2 separate regions of the Mus musculus genome follow, and region 2 is linked to region 1. Evidence: chromatin loops called from intact Hi-C (ENCODE). Cell type or tissue: heart. All regions are shown on one strand.

Region 1 (8,000 bases):
ATAATACATGGGGCTGGAGGAATTCTTCAGTGGCTAACAGCACTTGCTCTTGCAAGGGACCTGGGTTCAGTTCCTAGCACACATACGGCTGCTCTCAACCATCAATAATTCTACTTCCAGAGGATCCAATGCTCTCTTCTGGCTCCATGGGCACCAGGCACACAGGTTCTACATATACATACATACAAACATACATCCTTTTTTCTCTCTTAACTAGTGTTAGGGTGTTAAAGAGGTGGAAGAAAAGGGTGGAAAGGGTGGAAAAAAGACTCCCACAAAGTAAAAAACACCAACACATACAAAAAAATTAATTTAAATTTTATTAAAATCTGTTTTAACCAGCAGCAGCAACAGTGCTAACATGTTCTTACAACAGCCATGCTCTGTCTTAGTGCATAACCTGTACACACACTAATCCATGAAGCACATTCAATTTTCCCACTTAGGATTTAGGTTTTGACAACTGACTTACACCACTGGTAACATGGCAGAGCCTAGTGATAGGCTGATTTCACAGACACTCTGATTTATCTGCAATTAAAATGTGAATTCTCCTTTCTAGCCATGTTGGCATATACCTTTAATAACAAGCCTGGGAAGACAGAGACAGGAGGATTTCCAATTCAAGACCAGCATGAGCTAAATAACAACTCTGAGGCCAGCCTAGAGCACACAACCCTGTTAATAAATAGCAAACAACCTGCTGCCTATCTATACTAACTTCATCCATCTAGAATAGAACCCCTTAAACAACTAATGCTATGTTTTCAAACCATATCAGCATCTAAGTACAGCAGAAAATCCAGAACCTTCCATTTAAGTCCCTAACAAAAAGTCTCCTGAAATGCCAGTCCGAGTGTTTTTAGTGTTTTGGTCCAGGTTTCATCCTTTAGCTTCCTGGGCTGTGCTGGGAAAACATGGTCAGGCAGCAGCGACCTGTCCTAAAGCTTAACTTCCAAAGGTCTTAGTTTGTCAACTGCTTTGGGACTCTAGATCCCAGAGAACATTGCCTTTATTAGCAACTAGCTTTGAGAATTCCATTCTAGATGCTAAATATAACAAAATTCCTCCTGACCTTTTACAAACACATTCTTCAGATTATTTTCATAGTGGTGATTGTCTATTAACAACTCAGATTTGCAAACACATTTTAGCAACTATAATAACATTTTGAGGAATCTTTCAAAATTGTTCTTTGAAGAATTGCCTTGAAAATTGTTCTTCAGGGCCCTGGAGAGATGGCTCAGTGGCTAAGAGAACTGACTGCTCTTCCTGAGGTCCAGAGTTCAAATCCCAGCAAACACATGGTGACTCAAACCATCTGTAATGAGATCTGTGCCCTCCTCTGGTGTGTCTGAAGACAGCTACCGTGTACTTATATAATAATAAATAAATAAATCTTTAAAAAGGAAAAAAAGAAGAAAAGAAAAAAATGTTTTGGATTCTTGTACTATGAAGTAACGGAGTTCAAATTTCACAATTCATTTCTCTAAAAGTCATGTATGCTTCCTCACCTCTGAGCCCTTGGATTGTGACACAACAGTATTAGCAAATCAGAATTGTGGCAGTAAGTCTTCCTCCAGCCTAGTAAACAATACACAAGAATTGGGTGGTGAGCTGGGTCCACAGCTGAGAGGGCTTGCTGCTCTTGCACAGAAGCAGAGGTCAGTTCCCAGTATGCATATCAGGCAGCTCACAAGCACCCAAAAGAGGAACTCCAGCAGATCCAATGCCTTCTTCTGGCCTCCGAGGGCATGCATATACACATGCACATACACATGCAAATATAAATTACAGCAAACCTCTTTCTAAAGAATAAAGATTTTATAGCTGAGCATGGTAGCACACGCCTTTAATCCCAGCACTTGGGAGGCAGGGGCAGGTGGATTTCTGAGTTCGAGGCCAGCCTGGTCTACAAAGTGAGTTCCAGGACAGCCAGGACTACACAGAGAAACCCTGTCTCAAAAAAAAAGGGAAAAAAAAAAAAAAAAAAAGAATTCAGATTTTAAAATTTTTGCTACATATATTCATCAAAAAAAAAAAAGGCATTTCACTGTTTCCTAAGCACATTTTTTTTAATTTTTAAATAACTTTTAAAAATTTTTTCGGGCGGTGGTGGCACATGCCTTTAATCCCAGCACTTGGGAGGCAGAGGCAGGCGGATTTCTGAGTTCGAGGCCACCCTGGTCTACAAAGTGAGTTCCAGGACAGCCAGGGCTATACAGAGAAACCCTGTCTCAAAATAACAACAACAAAAAAAAAAAAGAAAGAAAGAAAGAAAGAAAGAGAGAAAGAAAGAAAGAAAGAAAATTAAATTTTTTTCATTTATTAAAAAAATACTTATTTTTTAATATTTGTATTTATGCTATTAAAAATCCTATGCACGACAATTCAGAAACAGTAAGTAATCACTACTCGGCGTGGGCCGATTGCCTACAACAATCTTTTAAGCAGAATGCGTAACTGTTATGTTTTAGGGAGCATACGCCTAGCAGACCTCACAACCAACCACAAGGTTCTTTCACTGTACACGTGGTTTAAATGCACTTGTAATTACTAAGGCTGGACAGCTCCTCAACCTAAAATATGGAAGTGAATGTTAAGAGTCAACTGACACTTTACGTTTGGGGAATGGAGCCAAAGAGCTGGGTGGGGAGAGTAAAAGCTGCCTCGCCCCTACTAATATCACAGTTGTTTTGTCTTGTCTAATTGTTACAGTAAATACCTGTGTGAAGATGTATTCCAACAGCTATCAGACTTCGACTGGTTGGTTGGTTTTGTTTGAGACTGGGTTTCTCTACGTAGCCCTGGCTGTCCCGGAACTTGCTCTGTAGACCAGGCTGGGTTTAGAGGATTCAGAGATCCACCTGCCACTGCCTCTGCTGGGACCACAGGCATGACCCAGCTAGACCTTCTTTCTTTCTTCTCCCCCTTCTCACACCTTCAAGTCACCCTTAATTAGACAAGGTGGCATTCAAACCCACCAAAGAATATTCAGAACACAGTTTTCTTCAGGGCCAATCCACTATCCTCGGGGAAGATTAGCGATTTCTAAGTATTGTCTTTGCAAGGTACTCCTCAAATCTGGACCTCAGCCCTAGACCTTCTCCAAAGGAAGAGAGTTCTCCTCTGATGACCCACTGTCTACAACTGTAACAGAGTTGTTTAAACCCTTTATCTTTCATCTGAACTATTCTTCCTAGTAAAATTACTGTTGGCATACTGACCCTAAGGCTTACGCTTGTTTCCTTCCTGATGTTCTAACCAATTCAAACACAGTAAAAAGGTACAAGCTGGCTAGGGGGCTAGTGCCTTTATACAGCACAGGATAGGCAGAGGTGGAGGAGGTCCAAACTAGCTAGCAGGGCTTCCTAGAGAGATTCTATCTAAAACAAAAGTTCTGATGTCAAACGTGGGTGCTTAGGCTTGATGCTGTTTCCTTAAACAGCATTGGGGGGTGGGGTGCCTTTAGTCCCAGCACTCAGAAGGATCTCTGGGATGGAGGCCAGCCTGATCTACAGATCAAGTTCCAGGACAGCCAGGGCTACAAAGAGAAACCCAGTCTCGAACAAGCAAACAAAGATACTAAACTCTGTCAACTATTAATCAGGGGAAACGCGGCATATCCTCCTCCTTTATTGAAGACAGGCTAGAAACAGACCTTCAACGGAACCCTTATTTCCGTATCAGCACGCAGGCCTACGTACGAGAGCTTCTGCAGGTCACAAGCTGACAATCTCTGACTTAACCAGTCTCCATCATTCTGGTCCAGGCTACCTCAGCCGGTTCTACTCATCACTCACTGATCCGAACCACAAATACGGTCCGTCATTCAATGTCCACAGTAAAACAACCACCCTCCACCTTTCTCAACTTCACACAAACCTCGCACTTTCAACCAAAGGAGCGCCCCCACATTGGCTGTGTCCCTGCCAAAATGGCCTCCTCCTTACCTTCCTCCTTTACCCCATCAATGCCCACACTTGGCGCAGTAAACAAACCCACCATTGGGAGCACACACCTGCTCACTAACCCGCCCTCTCACGGAGTGGATCAAGACTCCTCTCTGATAGAACCAACAGATTTAATGTTTTAATCAAGTTCAAAAGAAGGTTTTAATCTCCCAGGAGACAAATGCTATGGCCTGAGTCCTCCCCCATTCCCCAATCAACAGCAATACTTGTAAAGCAAGCGGTGAGCCTACATCGCGCTCTCCGGGCCCCAAGCAAGGTCTGTGGGGTGTCCAGCGTCCACATCGGGAAGGCCTAGGGAAGGCGAAGACCCTCCAGAGCTCACGCGCTACTCCCCGCGCCCGCAGACCGCTGTCCCCACAAGCAAAAGACACCCGCCGACCCTCTGCGCAACCCAGGCCTGGTACCCAGGGCCGCGATAAAGGTCAGAGGGCGAGGCTGCCGGCGCGCCCCTCCGCACTTAACGATGCCTCTACCTTGTCCTCCGGAGGTGCGTCCTCGCGGACAACCCTCTGCCGTAGTTCGGTCATGCTGGGGACCCCGGCGCGACGTCACCCCGAGTGAGCAGCACGGTGGCCGCGGGGGTCGGCTCAGTGAGCACGGGCTCTCGGCGGGCCCGAGCACCTCGCAGCCCCACCGTGCCTCGCACAGCCCCTGCAGCAGCGCCACTAGCCCCGAGCCCGGCCCCGCCCAGCACCGCTGCCGCCGCCCTTGCCCGGAGAGCGGAGCCGCTGTTTCCCCAGCGGCCGCTCGCTCCTCCTCCCGGGAAGCTGCGAGCCAGCGCGCACGCGCACTGCCGCCATCTCCGCCTGGAACCCCAGACGCCAGGAGGCGGGGCAGCCTGGCGGGGGTGGGGGCGTGAGCGGAGTTCGAGACACTCATTGGACAAAACCTAGAGGGGGCGGGAGAAAAAGAGCAGAGTGAACCAATGGGGTCCTTGCGTCCTACCGCAAGTCCCCGCGCGCGAGTGCTGGGTCCAGAAGGTAACCTGTTACCGGGGGACAACAGCGCCTCGTAGCGGCCTAGACTTGCTGCTCTCAGCTTGGGAGTCCAAACGAAGAGACCAGGTGGACCTCTGAACATCATAGCAGGAGGTGAAACCTGTTTCAGCTCACTTTGCCTTGCCAAGCCATGGTCGCTGGTAACTTAGTGAGCACTGATTCTGTCTAAGCACCGAACTCAGAAATAGTCTCGTCCCAATCACACACCTTTTTTGTTCACAGCACTCCAGAGACAAAGGCAAGTGGATCTGATCTATGTAACCTGTTCCACTGCTACTGAGACCCTGTATCAAAAAACAAACAACCACAACAAAAAACACTTAGAAATGGATATGATATCTGCAAGTAACATCATCCAAGATATTGCTTGTCTTAAGTTTTTGTCTTGTTTTGTGCTGAAGGTAGAACTCAGGACCTATGGGCTAGCGAGATGGTTCAGTGGGTAAGAACACTGACTGCTCTTCCAAAGGTCCTGAGTTCAAATCCCAGCAACCACATGGTGACTCACAACCACCCGTAATGAGATCTTACGCCCTCTTCTGGTGTATCAGAAGTCAGCTACAGTGTACTCATGTATAAAAATAAATCGTTCAAAAAAAAAAAAAAACCCTCAGGTTTGGCTCTTGTTAACCACAACTTCTGTGAGTAAGTTAACACCCACATCTAATTCTTTGAAAACCTTTGGGCTGAAAGGAATGTTTCCTATGGAGCCCCTCCCTCTATTCCTGACCTAGTTTAAGCATTTAGCCAGCAGCTACAAGGGTACGAGTAAGAATTAGAACTCAGACGTTTGTTACCACGCTGTAACCAATGTTCACATATGCTGCCTGAATTCAGTATTATGGGTGCTGTTCCAGCATTGTTCTCATGCAAAACAGGGCTCCCAGTCCTTAGCCAGATTGCAATCTCAAAGAAGTCTTCCACACCAAGGGTCAGGTTCCTTTTAGAGATTTTGACCAGAGCTGTGAGTTTTCAGAAAATAGGAAGAGTTCTGAAAAAGACTTACATTCTCAAATTCTTGTTATGATGTTTCAAATTAACAGCAAAATACTTAGACAAACTTCAGCCCTCTGGTCTTTGCATTTTATTTGCTATTTAACAGCTTTGCACAAATGCTTGGGTGCTCTTGTTCCTCTACTGGTGTTTGCTGGTTTTGTTGGGTTTGGGTTTTTGCTTTGTTCTGTTAGAAATAAATACCTTTTGAAGCCAGACTTTGGCTACTTTGTGGGCTTTTTTCTTTCTTCTACCCTTCTCCACCCTCTTCTTCCACCCTTTCAACACCCTATCACTATGTAGGAAAGGAAAAGAAAAAGGATAGAGGTGAAGGGTGGTGATAATATCATGTGACTATTTTCTGATAATTAAGGGCGTCAAGTTCCTTGGAGCAAGTTTGAGACCAGAATACATGGCTAGAGAAATGGTTCAATGGTTAGGCGCACTTATTGCTCTTGCAGAGGAAGGAGGTTTGGTTCTCAGCACCCATACAGGACGAACTGCCCATAATTCTGGTTCCAAGGGACTCAAGTCCCTCCTCTGGCCTCTAGGATCGTCTGCAATTACATGGTACACGTGTACACGTAACTCATACAGTCACATGCATACAAAAAATAAAATAAAATATTATCTTTAAAAATAATACAGGACTGGAGAGATGGCTCAGTGACTAGGAGAGCTGGCTGTTCTTCCAGAGGACCTGAGCTAAATTCTCAGCCACACATGGGAGCCCGTAACTGTCTGAGACTACAGTCCTAGGGGATTCAACCTCCTCGTCTAGCCTCTGAGGGCACCAGCTACACACATAGTGCACAGATGCACATAGAGACAAAACACCCACACACAGAAATAAACCAAGACCTGGAAATCAATCGATATAAATCAGAGTCATGAAACTCGATGAGGTGTGTACTCAGTGAGATAATGCCTTCCGACTCGGCCTGAACAAGGTTCTCACTTAGCATCATCAAACCTAACTGAGCGCAAACCAAATGCATCCCTAAAATCAGTGTGGTAGGGAGCAGGACTCCATTAACCGGACATTCTAGAAACCATGCTAATAGCACTTCAACTTTAATGCCTCGCCTTCAATAGCAGAAAGAAAAGTAAAAAATGTTCCTGTCATCCTTCATGTGCTTCCTCTGTTCCTTGGGGTTGGTTCTCATTGGTTGGTTCTCATTGGTTGGTTCTCATTGGTTGGTTGGTTGGTTGGTTCTCATTGATTGGTTGGTTGGTTTGGGTTGTTTGTTTGTTTCCTGCTCATTATATTTAGTTTTTTCTCTGGAATCTTTTCTTCCAGGACTCAGGCATTTTGTAAATTTCTTTCTTGTAAATTTTTCATTATAAAATTTCTTCTTAGATTTATTATTCTTCCAAGTATATGTGCCTGATCCCTGTAGAGGTCAAAATCAGAAGAGGTTTTTAGATTCCCCTGGAACTGGAGTTACAGATGGTTGTGAGCAATCATGGGGGTGCTGAGAATCAACCCCGAGTCCTCTGCATCAGCAACAAGTGCCCTTAACCACTGAACGATAATTGTCTCCAGCCCTCAGGTGTATTTTATTACGTTTTCCCTTCATTACACCTCCTGGTTAATTCCTTAATTTTTAAATATTGTGTTCATTAATAGAACTTGGGATTCCAGTCTCCCAGAATATCCAGGCTGATTACAAACCCAGTGTAAGAGGCAGTTACTATTATTGGGTTTAATAATGTCACTTCATAATTAAACACCTCCTGTTTTCTTCCTTCCTTCCTTCCTTCCTTCCTTCCTTTCTTTCTTTCTTTCTCTCTCTTTCTTTCTTCCTTTCCCAACAAGTTCTCTAGACTCTATAGTGAAGGCAAGCCTCAAACTCATGCAATCTTCCTGCCTCTGCCTCTGCCTCCCATATGCTGGCATTATAGGAACACATCATCTAACCTCAACCCTGATCTCGATATTCTCACACACACACACACACACACACACACACACACACACACACGATGAAGTGGCGTGAAAATTGCCAAATTCCCTAAATAGGTATACCGAACC
Region 2 (8,000 bases), 130 kb before region 1:
CATGCACATAATTTAATTTTTTTTTAAAGTTGCATCCAGGAGCCTTTAAGGTAGGTTCTCCAAGTGATGTGCCTGGTTAGCCACCATAGTTTCCCCTTACGCTCCCTCACTGATGGAGACTCCAGACGTGATGAAGTTATCAATGTAACTCCTCAAGCTAGCCCTCCTGTTAGTTTGATCATATGGCTTTAAAAAAAAAAAAACAACTTTAGAACTTTATTTCAATGTAACTATATGCATAAGAAATATACTCATGGGCTGGAGAGATGGCTCAGTGGTTAAGAGCACTGATTGCTCTTCCAAAGGTCCTGAGTTCAAATCCCAGCAACCACATGGTGGCTCACAACCATCTGTAATGAGATCGGATGCCCTCTTCTGGGGTTTCTGAAGACAGCTATAAATCTTTAAAAAAAGAAAAAAAGAAATACACTCATATTGGTTAATAGAATGTAATTGTGTTTAACTTATCCTACACAATCTTGACTAGAAACTTGGTACATGGTTTACAATTAAGAAAAAAAAATAACAAAAAAACAAACTGCAATCTGTTTCACCTCTATTACAAATGTATAAAAAAAATCCTCCATCAAATGTTGCTGAAGGCAGCAGAACCTTGAGAAATATACCTTTGGTTTGCCTCAGAAAAGTAACACATATTGCACTGTTAAGGTTTATAAAATTGGCATAAAACAATGTTGTAACATCACGATACCCATTTTAAGAGTTCAGTAACTAACAGGAGCCCACAGGACATACACAGAACTGCGGATGCTATCACACTTAGCCAGCAGCGCACAGACTGTAAACCTACACAATCAGGCCATCCTGAACTAAGACTGCGCTCACCCCATGTGCTCAGTCAACCAGGAAACCCTAGATATACCTTGAGCTTTTGCAAAGCGGGCAACAGAGTTTCTTCAGCAGGTCAGTTTACAAGTAACAGTATACTAGCAGGCAAATCCTTCCTTCTGTTGTCCACAGTCGGAGGGCAACGATCAGCTGGTTGGTTCTTCCAAAGAGGTCTTTGTGGATTCTTTGTTGCAAAGGAAAACAATGTCTTCTGGGGATTGACTAAACTTTAGTCTTTAAGATTAGAAGAAAAAAAAAAAAACAATGGAAATTAAAACCTCATTAAATTAGTCTTTAAAAACATTGTTACCTGAAATTGAGTGGGACTTTTGAGGGCTTTCTTCCAGAAAACAAGGACTCGGTCCTCAGGCCTTTATTAGGCCTGACCCTTGGTGCCGTACATTTGTACTTAAAATCATCTCGGTGGAAAGTGTCTTAGTGATGGAAACTTCCAGTGCAGTCGGGGGTTCTTCCACTTGAAAACTGTGAGACTGCATGGGGTTATGTGAATCTTGTATTCTAGTCTCTCCCCTTCGCCATCACTACCCTCACAGTCTGAAGGTAGATTTTTCTCTTGATAAAAGAACACAAAAATGAACACCTTACTTGTAAATTGATATCTAGTAACTAGTGATAAACTTGAAATGCTAGGATTCTTTACAGCCTAATCCTAGGTAGCCTTAGAGAAATGTATTTTAGTTATTTTTGAACCTGTATTCACCTTGTCTTTTCAAGATATCTTAAGTTATATTTTCTTTCTCAGAGCTGCTTTTTATTTGGGGGGCTACTTTTTTTTTTTAATTGAGGCGTAAACCATAAAAGGCTCCTTTACTTTGGTGAGACGTTTTACAACTTTGTCAGGTTGTCTTGCTCTCATCTTCCAAGAATGGTCATTTTGCTTTGTTAGATTTACTTTTAAAGTCCTGACATGGGTTACTTCAAGTGTAAAGCAGTGCAAAGATCAGGTGGCTTTAAACCAGCTGTTTGGTTATTAGAAAACATCTGTGGAGGGCCTGTCCAGCAAGCAGAATCGCACAGCCTGGTGTGTGGAAAACCCTGAGTTCCACCCTCAGCTCATGAAGAGCAGCGCACGGAAGAAAACTCTGGGGCAAAACCATTTTATTGGCTTGGTTCATACTCCAATTAGCTTTTCAAACGCGTTGAATGTGTCAAAACAAAGTGCTGTTTTTTTCCGCGTTACCAAATATCTACATAACTTTTTGCTTGCATAAGTGCGCCCGTGTTCTTTGTTACACACATAATCTATGTCTCCTGTGTCACCTTCAAAATATACACACTTACAATTCTTCCACCATGCCAGCACCTGGGGATAATTGCTCCAACACATGGTAATTTCCACTTCCAGTTTTTTTTATTCACACATCCAAAAAAATCTGGATGCTAACCAGGTTTTTGTTACAAGAATTGCCTTCGTGCAGAGCCCGCCTGCCTTGATATGCCACTTGTGTTAATAATAGTATTTAAAGCAAGGCTAAAAGCACTTAGGGAGAAATCATAACTTGGGTAATAGATTTGAGTGACTGTCAGCTGCTAGAAGGCACTGCTGTGGCCTTGGTGGTGAGGGTATGACACTACATCTAGTTACCCGTGATTCCCTGGAGTATTAAATTCCTGCTGGCAAAAGAAAGACGCAGGAAGTAGTTGTCTCTTTGGGAAGCTCATTCAGCTTCAAGAAAAACAAGCAAGAAGGTTGAATGTGATAGTGCATGCCTTTAATCCCAGCATCCAGGAGCCAGAGGCAGAGACAGGTGGATCTCTGGTCTACGTAGTAAATTCCAGAACAGCAGGACCATATAGTGAGACCCTGAGTCAGCCAGATAGAGAGGTTCATAGATAGATAGATAGATAGATAGATAGATAGATAGATAGATAGATAGATAGATAGATAGATAGGCAGGCAGGCAGACAGACAGACAGACAGACAGACAGACAGACAGATGGTAGAAAGAAAAGAATAAAACAACCAGAATCACTAAGAGAAGCCTAGTCTTTTGCCTGGAAAACTGGAGACCACCAAATGGCCTCAGACAGATCACAGTGTGAATCACCCTGAGAAGTAAACAGGAGATGCCCACTTCAGAACTCACTGCAACCTAACCACAAATGCAGATTGAATTCCCTGGCCTTAAATAGCATGAAGTTCCTGTTTGGGTGCCACCTTTGAAGTTTATGAAGCAAAGAGCACTTTATGTAAATGGACACACTATCGGGGAAACCATTACAACACCAAGGAGAACGTTTGCCATTGGAGGTAGGGAGGGCTAGAAAGGGGAGTATATATATGGCACCTGCGTTCCTGGTGCTCTGCCTTAGCATGTGCGCAGAAACCTAAGACCAGCTGACTGAGAAATGAAGTCTCTGAAGCTAGGGCTCAAAAATAAGTCTTCCCTCTTACAAGTGCGTTCTGCCAGGTGCTTTTTACCAACAAGGAAGTGAATGCCTGGCACAGCCCCTGTCTACTTTCTCTAAACAAAAGATTCTGATCCAAGGGGAGCCACTTTGGGACTTGACCGACACCTTCACAGTCCTCAGTCAGGGGCTCAATTTAGCCCTCTGCTGGCAGAACAGGGAAGTTTTGTTCTGCGCTGTGACTCGGACTTTCTCAGGGCACCTGAGCTCTGATTATCTCCTTAACTCTATCACCTGCTTTATCTTTCTCTCGTTCACCTCCCCCTCTCCATCTTACCCTTCCATTCCCCGAAGCATCTCCTACAATCAGTTCCTAGAAAGCACGCAAATCTTTGTCTCCAGATGTTTTAAGTAACCCAACCAAAGGCCATATTCCACTTTAGAAATGCTAACCAAGGCCATATATATATATTTTTAATATTCAGGTTAACCCAGAGCCTTATGCCATTCACCGTGAAAATGGCTTGCCTTCCCTCCTAAAATGAGCCCAAATATCCTTATGCTTGCTTGATTGGCATTTTTGCACATACGGAAGAAAGCACAGGCCAAAGGGGTCAACCCCAGGGGCCAGGCAGAGAAAGGTTTGTCTATTCCACATATCCACATTATATAAATTTTCCCTCAGACTTGTGCACAACCCCAGAACTCCTGTGGCACATGCTATGCCTGTGTCCTTTCTTGAGCTCAGGAAAGAGTGACATGAACACCTGAACCTGGAGGAGAAAGAGTCAGAGACAGAGGCACAACGTGAATCAATACTGAAGTGCCTCTTTATAAAAAAGAAAATTTCCCCAAGTTCAGTCAGCAGGGATGGAAAGACTGGTGTTTCTTCATAGCTAGAACACTGTCCCCTCTACCTCTCATCCCAGCAAAAGAAGGTCCTAACCACGAAGAAGACCGCATTAGCTAAACTCTCTTATGGAATCCGGTCCTCCACCCCCTTTTTAAGTGCTGTACACTAAACTCAGAGCCTTTTATGTAGTAGGAAAGCATTCTACCACTGAGCTAAGTGCCTAGTGCTTTTTTACAAACAAACAAATAAATAAATAACAAGCTCTCACTATGTGTTCTAGGCTGGGCTTGAACTCCCGATCCTCTGACCTCAACCTCTCAGAGTGCAGGGATTACAGGTGAGCATGTGTTTGCCCAGCTGGAATTTAGCTTTGCATCTGGTGACCAGCTCCATCCTCCCAGGAGTCCACTCTCTCGTTCCACCTCTCCTACTTCTGCCTCCTCTGGGGGCCTCAAAACTTCTGAAACAGTTTCTATGGCAATCCCAAATTCTGACCCAAACATCTCTCAGGCTTTCATCCACAGACAGGAAGTATGGCTAGTGGCCATGCAATCTGCTACGCTTCACTCTCTGCACTGTCCCTTGGTCCTGCCCTCAGAGCAGATAAAGCCAGAGAGGCAGCCTGAGTTCTACTTAGTAAAGCCAGCCCACCAGTGTCTTACACAGTCATTCCACAGAACCCTGAAAAGGCAGGTGGGTTGTGTGAAACCTTGAACCTCTACGGAGTCCCCATCTGTCTAACTACAGTAACTCACAGAGCTAAATGACTTTTAATTTCAACAGCCTTACAAAGTTTACCTGCCAATGTGTCAATAGCAACAGCACAGTCTTAGTTTGATTTCTTAGTGTGATTCTACAAGAGACACACAGACATAAAAAAAAATGATGGAATAGATTTGTTTTTTAAGAACAGAGTCCCTCCCTCCCATACTTTGAAAGACTGAAAGGTCACCATGGCTACAGGACTGAGGGGAGGAAACATTACTGAGAAATCTTGCTTTGGAATACTGCTTCTCTAAACAAACGTGTGTTCATCAATCGAATGTGTGGCCTTGACCTCTGTCCAACAGACGGCTTAATAGAGCCCCACGGAGCTCTTTGTGACAAGATCCACCACAAAGCCTTGTACAAATGCTTTTATGCTTTGACTCAGCAATACCACTTCTGGGAATTTGTCATACAAATATCCTTGTACATGCACCCAAAGATGCTCTGTGTACTCGGTCACTGATGAGCTATAATACGCACACCATTCAATACCACAACACTATAAGAACAAAAAATTGGAAATAACTTAATCTGTAATTTTACAGACATCTTGAACCTGTCAAACCAACATATCCAGCAGTGTGGGTTGTAAAAGGTAGCAACAGTGTATCCGTACAATAGACTATGTTATAGTAGAAAGGTGAAGAAGCCATAAATATATATATATTAGATTACAGATACCCCTTGGAAAAACAGGAAAAACTGTGCATACAAGGTGGATGGGAAAGAATGCTATTTTATATGATATCATTTTATGTGTTTTAATTTTTGAATTGTGTTGAGTTTGCTATTGGCTGAGAAACTGTCCTGCAGTATGACACTTCATAAGGACATAGGTACCACAATCAAGCTATGTGTCCCAATTCCTCACCAGTAACTTTGTAGTGGAATCTTTACCTCTGCCATCCATTATTTTCAGGGGATGTATGGTGGGAAGCCATACTCCAGAAAAGAATCACTTTTATTGGCCTATGGCCATGTCTCTGAGAGATTGTCTTACTGTGGGAGGGCCCAGCCCACTATGGGTGGCACCATCCCTAGGAAGGTGGGCCTAGGCTACACAAGAAAACTAGCTGAATGAGCTTAAGCCTATGAATGAGCCAGGAAGCAGTGTTCCCCTGTGGTTTCTGCTTCAAGCTTCTGCCTTAAGTTCTTGCTCTAACTTCTCTTAGAGATAAACTGTAACTAGGGAACATTAGCCAAATTAACCCTTTCCTCCCCGGTTTGCTTTTGGTCAGAGTGTTTTATCATAGCAACAGAATAAACTAGGACAGGCCCTATGCCTTTTCTCCTCTGCGTACACTGACTTAATTCAAGTCACAGTATTATTCAAGTACTGTGGTGGTAGGAAGGGGTGACTTAATGGAGTTCAATATGGCAATCTCAGGCTTACCAACAATTCAGTGTTGCCCTTTAGAAGGATGTTATTCTGTGCCGGCATTAAACCACTCCAATGTCCTGAATAATAATGGTGTGCCTTCCAGGGAACACACTTTGTGGTGGTGGTGGCGGCGTGTGTGTGTGTGTGTGTGTGTGTGTGTGTGTGTGTGTGTGTGTGTAGCATAGGGGTTACTATGGTTCATCTCCTAGGACTTCTCATGTGCCAAAGTTAGGACACAAAGTAGTCTTCAACTGTATACTGAGAAATCTCCAATCTTTCAATTCCCCTACTCACCCAAGATTCATGGCTTCACCCCATGCTGGTTCCCTGACAAGTCTATTATGTTGAGATCAGGACATCAAGTTGCTAGCATGACAACTATGGGCTTCTTGATCTGTCTGAATGAGACCCTGACCTAAATCTACCTTGGAGAATGCTGTGAGTACACCAGAGGGTCTGTTTGTCCCATATAAAGGGGTGTGCGGGTAGACGTGGGTCAGGAGAGTTGAAGCCAATAGCTGAAGTTGATAAGCAAGCACCTTTGAAAGAATGACCTAAAGAGGATGTTCAGAAATCCGGCTACAGTGTCAGTCAACTCCACTTTGCTTTGTACAAAACCAAAGCAAAACAGCAAAGCCTTTCCTGCAGTCTGGACGATGTACTTACCAGCCACCGCGCCAGCCGAACCACAGCCTGTCCCTGGGAGGAAAGAAGCCAGGCCTCCTGACTCCATCGTAGCAGCGAAGAGGATACAGGAGGGCAGGACAGTGGGTTAGTTTCACATAAGGTAGGACAGGCAGAACCACAGAATGACCAATTCCAAATACTTTTCCAAGTCCTCTATATGGGTAGTTTAAATTGTCAGCTTATCGGACAGGTCTCATTTAGAAAATGTTCTCTGTGGCCAGCACACAGTTCCTGCTTTAGTGGGGGTAATTTTATTTCTGGGAGAAATAAAATAACTCCTCTGGAAATAAAGTAGGGGCTCTGGGTAGCCTCAGATAGGCTGGAGGTTAGACTCGGATTGTCTTTGAATAGCCAAGGACACTACAGGAAAGATCATCCCAGTTTAGACCAGAACCTCAGAATTGAAGTTTCATGCAGGGCAAGCCATGCCACCACTAATTTCCAGCTTTGCCTCTTAAGGTCTGGATTGCATATGGGGGGCCTCTCCTGCATCACTTCTAAGGGAAGACTAGGCTTCACCCCTTACTTGCTGGCTCTGGGAACTTGTAGACACACACATACACACACACACACACACACACACACACACACACACACACTCCAACTCTGCACACTTAGTGGAAGCCACAAATGCTTGCAGAGGACAGTGCTCCGTCTCAAGGATGGCCAGCTGCTGAGGTCACAACGGGTTCAAGAGCTTACAAAACCCTTGGAAGGACCACCCGGAAGTCTGAGACCCTAATTCAGTAGATCTAGGAGGCAGGCGGGTCTCGGGGGGCGGAGTCGGGCGCCGGGAGGGGCGGGACACCTGGGCTGGGTCCGGGGCTGTTGGATGAGCTGCAGAGCGAAGCAGCAACTCCAGAAAGACTGATGCGAGGAGAGCAGGACCAAGCGACACACGCCCACCAAGTAGGCAAGCCTCAACCAGAGCTAGTGTTCCCAGAGCCCGGGCCGCGCCCACCTATGGTGGCGCCACCGGCCAGGGAGTGCGTCCCTGAAAGCACCGAGGCAAGTGAGTACCGGGTTGCGGCGGGCGGGCGGACTTGGGGGCACTCCGCGTCTGTTCCAGGAGATCACCTCCTACCTCCGAAC

Evidence for each region. A loop is a pair of places that touch in the nucleus more often than their neighbours do. Peaks named below come from ENCODE experiments on the same cell type or tissue, not always from the same donor. Only the 100,000 strongest peaks of a DNase experiment are listed, where the experiment ranks them.
Region 2: it touches region 1 in a loop (2.7-fold over the local background); 2 of 42 quality-filtered maps call a loop at or near these places.

The regions. Positions count from the first base shown.
Region 1 is chr2:132,259,945-132,267,944 of GRCm38, reverse strand. It overlaps Cds2 (CDP-diacylglycerol synthase (phosphatidate cytidylyltransferase) 2), which reads right to left and starts at 4,797. Exons shown (of 13, transcript NM_138651.7): 1 at 4,448-4,797. The coding sequence starts at 4,501. It overlaps Gm46766 (a long non-coding RNA gene), which reads right to left and starts at 4,441. Exons shown (of 2, transcript XR_001783482.2): 1 at 4,205-4,441; 2 at 1-1,584. In heart, CTCF peaks have their summits at 4,784 and 4,986; DNase peaks (open chromatin) are centred at 3,414, 4,044 and 4,814; H3K4me3 peaks cover 2,228 bases; H3K27ac peaks cover 1,865 bases.
Region 2 is chr2:132,385,176-132,393,175 of GRCm38, reverse strand. Prokr2 (prokineticin receptor 2) reads left to right here and starts at 7,729. Exons shown (of 3, transcript NM_144944.3): 1 at 7,729-7,920. In heart, a CTCF peak has its summit at 3,431 (motif pointing left); no DNase peak of the experiment used is centred here; H3K4me3 peaks cover 647 bases; H3K27ac peaks cover 537 bases; H3K27me3 peaks cover 1,243 bases.